2 separate regions of the Homo sapiens genome follow, and region 2 is linked to region 1. A link is a loop called in an ENCODE intact Hi-C map of the cell type or tissue named here. Cell type or tissue: ovary. All regions are shown on one strand.

What was found. A loop is a pair of places that touch in the nucleus more often than their neighbours do. Peaks named below come from ENCODE experiments on the same cell type or tissue, not always from the same donor. Only the 100,000 strongest peaks of a DNase experiment are listed, where the experiment ranks them.
Region 2: a loop joins it to region 1, with 5 times the contacts of the local background. A loop is called at or near these places in 106 of 110 quality-filtered maps.

Annotation. Positions count from the first base shown.
Region 1 is chr2:39,228,901-39,231,400 of GRCh38, reverse strand. CDKL4 (cyclin dependent kinase like 4) reads left to right here. Exons shown (of 10, transcript NM_001397900.1): 2 at 1,813-2,036. The coding sequence starts at 1,869. Among named protein-coding and RNA genes, the nearest start is that of CDKL4, 14 kb to the left of the region's middle. In ovary, a CTCF peak has its summit at 1,355 (motif pointing right); no DNase peak of the experiment used is centred here; H3K4me3 peaks cover 1 bases; H3K27ac peaks cover 303 bases.
Region 2 is chr2:39,058,305-39,060,804 of GRCh38, reverse strand. It overlaps SOS1 (SOS Ras/Rac guanine nucleotide exchange factor 1), which reads left to right. Exons shown (of 23, transcript NM_005633.4): 3 at 2,001-2,132. Among named protein-coding and RNA genes, the nearest start is that of SOS1, 61 kb to the left of the region's middle. In ovary, CTCF peaks have their summits at 1,050 and 1,249 (motif pointing left); no DNase peak of the experiment used is centred here.

The DNA.
Region 1 (2,500 bases):
AATCTGTAGTTGGAAAAGACAATATTATTAGAGAAGTTTTAAAAAATGTGTACTCATTTGAAACAAGAGAAATTTACAAGTAGTCAACTTTTTCACTTGACATTTTGTTAATACCAAGACCTGGATAAAGTGGTTCTTCGAATTATACATTCTTTTTGTTTGTTTGTTTGTTTGTTTGTTTTTGTTTTTGAGATGGAGCCTTGCTCTGTCTCCCAGGCTGGAGTGCAGTGGTGCGATCTCAGCTCACTGCAACCTCCACCTCCAGGGTTCAAGAGATTCTCCTGCCTCAGCCTCCTAAGTAGCTGGGATTACAGGCCTGTGCCACCACACCCGGGTAATTTTTTGGTGTTTTTAGTAGAGACAGGGTTTCACCATGTTGGCCAGGCTGGTCTCGAACTCCTGACCTCAGGTGATCCACCTGCCTCGACCTCCCAGAGTTCTGGGATTACAAGTGTGAGCCACTATGCCTGGCTGAATTATGCATTCTTTTGCACTTAACTGAGAGGCTGTGTAATGTAGTGATTAAAATTGTGTTCTTTGAAATCTCACTCCGTGGGTTCTAATTCTGTATTACCTTCACTGTGTCTTTTCTCATCTGTATAATTGGATAAAAATAACACCTACTTCATAGAATATTTGTGCACATTCTATGTAATTTGTATAGAACAATGTTAAGTGCCATTATTATTGTAATTGTTATTAGGTTATATTAACAAGATTCTGCTGGATAAAGTGGGGTGGGGTTTTTGAGACTAATTAGAATTTTTCTATTTTTAATTCTTAGACTGATTTATTTAAATATGTTGGCCTTAGTCATCATGTAATATTTAATTCGGTCACCAAAACATTCATTCAAGAATGGATGACACAAAACAGAAAAACCCAGTATTTCCATAGAAATCACTAGAGATGTGAAAGAATTCATAAGAATGAATGCTTTCTTTGTGTTTATTATTTTCTTTTGGGGCTAAGAACTTAAGAATCTGTTCTTCCATGAAAATAAAAGCTAGGAGCAATAAATACCCTAAAAGGATTCTGTTATTGTTTTGTGTTTTTCAGACAGAGTTTCACTCTTGTTGCCCAAGCTGGAGTGCAATGGCACAATCTCAGCTGGGTTCAAGGGCCTCCTGAGTAGCTGGGATTACAGGCATGTGCCACCACACCTGGCTAATTTTGTATTTTTAGTAGAGATGGGATTTCTCCATATTGGTTAGGCTGGTCTTGAACTCCCAACCTCAGGTGATCCACCCACCTTGGCCTTCCAAAGTTCTGGGATTACAGGCTTGAGCCACTGTGCCTGGCCTGTTATTGTTTTTAAAGACTGCTTTGTTCAATGGCCCACGCTCTTTCTTCTCTCCACCAGGTGGAAGTATAGCACTTTTTGTACCATGTCTTCTTACACAACTCCTCCTAGTCATTGTGTATGCACTTGGGTTAGAAGAGAAAAGATAAACAGCATATTCCAGAGTATGAAATGTTCCTTCAGCTGGATTTTACAGCATCATATTTCAGTTGTTTGCTTGAGCATAATGAAAACAATAGATGGGATAAGTTTCCTTTCCACAAATTCTTTTAGTTCAACTGAGGTCAACATAGAACCATTGTCAGAAATAGCATATGAAATCTTTTGATAGCTGGAAGAGCTGCAGAGGACTAAACTAAACTAACAAAATAATATCCAAATATTTTTAAGTGGATTTCCAATTAATTGATGAATATAAACCTTTGGCATGTGGACAAATTGGTTGTATATAACCTGTGAGAACATTGTCTTTTATAGCTTGATTAAGGCAAGTCTACCTTATTTTCCAGGTGCAGCATTGTACTGCAAGTCAATCGATACAATAATTTAAGTCACTTCAGCTATAATGGAAAAGTATGAAAAATTAGCTAAGACTGGAGAAGGGTCTTATGGGGTTGTATTCAAATGCAGAAACAAAACCTCTGGACAAGTAGTAGCTGTTAAAAAATTTGTGGAATCTGAAGATGATCCTGTTGTTAAGAAAATAGCACTAAGAGAAATACGTATGTTGAAGGTAAGTTAACTTTATATATATGTAAAATATCATGGAATTGAGTGAAATATGCATGTTAAAATTGCAAAGAATTTTAAAGTTATTTTCCCCCCATTGGACTTAAATTCCTTTGTATCAGCACCTTTGGGTAATAAGTTGATTATCACTTTGGACTTCGGCCACTCTGATTTTGTCTGTGTATGAATACAGCTATAGATTGTTATACTGAAAAGAACTTTTATTCTTGTTAGTAAATATCCTAAGTCCACTCACCCCAGTGTTTACGCTCGCCCCCAACCCTGGCCCTCCTCTGGATATCCCTCCAAATACTTCCCCTACCAACCAGCAACTAAAAGAGCACCTCCTGGCACAGAGAGTCAGTCCCACAGGACCGCACCAATGCCCTGGTAGGCATCGACATGCGTTGGTTCCTGCCTGCACTGCACCCCAGGTTCTTAGACATACTGAATAGCACCCCCGGTAAC
Region 2 (2,500 bases), 170 kb after region 1:
TAGACTCCAGGTCATGGCCATTAGTAAGTCATAAAATTACTTTAGTGCATTGCCCAACCCTCATTTTAAAAAATAAAACAGGCCGGGCACAGTGGCTCACACCTGTAATCCCAGCACTCTGGGAGGCTGAGGTGGGTGGATCACCTGAGGTCAGGAGTTCAAGACCAGCCTGGCCAACATGGGGAAACCCATCTCTACTAAAAATACAAAAATTAGCTGGGCATGGTAGCACACGCCTGTAATGCCAGCTACTTGGGAGGCTGAGGTGGGAGAATCACTTGAACCTGAGAGTGGTGGTCGCAGTGAACTGAGATTGCACCACTGCACTCCAGCCTGCGCAACAGAGCAAGACTCTGTCTCAGAATAAATAAATATACAAATAAAAAACAGAATAGCAAATGCCAGTGTGCTACATATAATAAGGACAGGTTTGTTTTAGGAAACTGTTTCATTTGAGTATGTGTGCAGTATGTAAGGGTATAATGTAAAAATGTGTTGAAAATTTATTCTTACTATGAGTTGAGGTTTTAAAAAATGTTGGAAAGCCACAGGGTCATAACATGATTAGGTTTGTACCATGGTTGCACTTAGTTAATCATGGGTTAAACCCATCACTATAAACATTTTAACTGAAAACCACGTAAGTTAGTCCTAAATATCTTGTCATTTTTGGATTAACAAGTCTGTAAAATAAACTTGGAAAAAAGAAAAGAATTCTTGTTTTGGATGTTCCCTTCTCTCCCTTTACCCCTTCCCTTTTCTCCCTTTTCACCTGCGATGCCTCCTCAATATTTTGGGCCTTTGTATTGCGTTTTACTGCATGAGGCTGGTGTCCTGGCAAACAGCTTTTCAACTAGACAGTTGAAAAGGTTTGTAAACCCCATTTTTAACTGCTATAATTTCTTTCAACATGCTTCTAATTCCATTAATTAGAATTAAAATAACTTTATTTGGAAGCTGACTTAGCCTTGGACATAATGGAAATTTATTAAAATTGAATGGATTACACTCCTTAATTTATAGATTTGCTCTTAAGATTTCCAAGAATCATTGTGTTCTCCACCCCTCCCTCACCACCAAGGGCATCACATGGCATCACACTTTTTTAATTTTCCATTTTACTAGCAAATAATAAAACTTTTTATTCAGATTTATAATTATGATGATGTTTAATTTCATCTAGTAGTTTTTACATACTAGTTGAATACTCATTTATTCAAAACACATGTGTAAAAGTTATGTAATAGCGACCTCTACTGGTTTTAGTTATGGTATCCTGCAAGTGGATTTTTTAAAGTTTTGAGAGGATGAAAGCGCCTTTTTGAAGTGAATTATATTAGTTTAATAAGGAAGGAAATTCAGCTGTGATAGTAACCTGAGTTCTTTCACTCTCAGTGGAAATTTTAACTAAAGAATTTCTGGAAATTAAATTGAAGTATTTTGTTAAAAACGAATGACTATGGGAGGACTTTAAAGAAACTACAATGTATTAAAATTGCTGTCACCAATGCAAACCATTGCTTTCCATGATTTGTAAATAGTTTTGAAGTGCCTTTGCATGGTGGATAAAGAATATTCATAGAGGTTTCAATTGAAAAATGCTGCATGTAATTACCACTGAAAGTAAGGACAAGTGAGTGAGAACTGGATTTAGATATTTACTTCTTGATCTTGGGTGTTGTTCCTTGAAATTTTATACAAGTACTATTTAAAGTAGCTTCTACTCATTCTTGTAATTAGCTTTATCACAGTGAAGTTGAAATTCAGGATGTGATATTCCCCCTAGATAATAGAAAGAATGTTTAGTCTCTTATTGTCTAATTAAGGAACTAATACATTGACAATTACTGTTTTCTCTTAGCTTCATATGTTTGTAATGTAAATTATACCACATGTGAAAAGCTCTACTTTTGGTATTCTTTGATTTTAAAAGTAAATTTTAAGTGAAGAGCACTATTTAATATATTTTTTGCTTAGTTGTTATTTTCCTATTTTCCAAGGAACGTGTTCAAAAAAGTTTCCCTCATCCAATTGATAAATGGGCAATAGCTGATGCCCAATCAGCTATTGAAAAGAGGAAGCGAAGAAACCCTTTATCTCTCCCAGTAGAAAAAATTCATCCTTTATTAAAGGTAATGCTGAACTACTGCCTTCTTGCCTTTTAAGGGAAAAATAAAACCCACCATTTTTATACAATAAGAATATATTTTATGGATAATTGAGTCAACTTAAGAGTAAAATTCTCTCATTCTAAGTTTTCCAGAGATTTATGTGGTGAGAAGGGATGCTATGATAATAAGAAAATATAAACTGGGCAACATGATTTAAAGTAATTTCATATCAATAGTAATAAGCAAGTTGAGAGGACTAAGAAAGTTATTGTGGATTTTGTTTATCTCAGATGTAATTAGGACCACAAAGAGAATTTATAAAACTCCTCCTTTCTTGTTGGTTAGACCTAAGTGTTCCTATAAATCCTTTTGATGTTAGTACTTTGTGT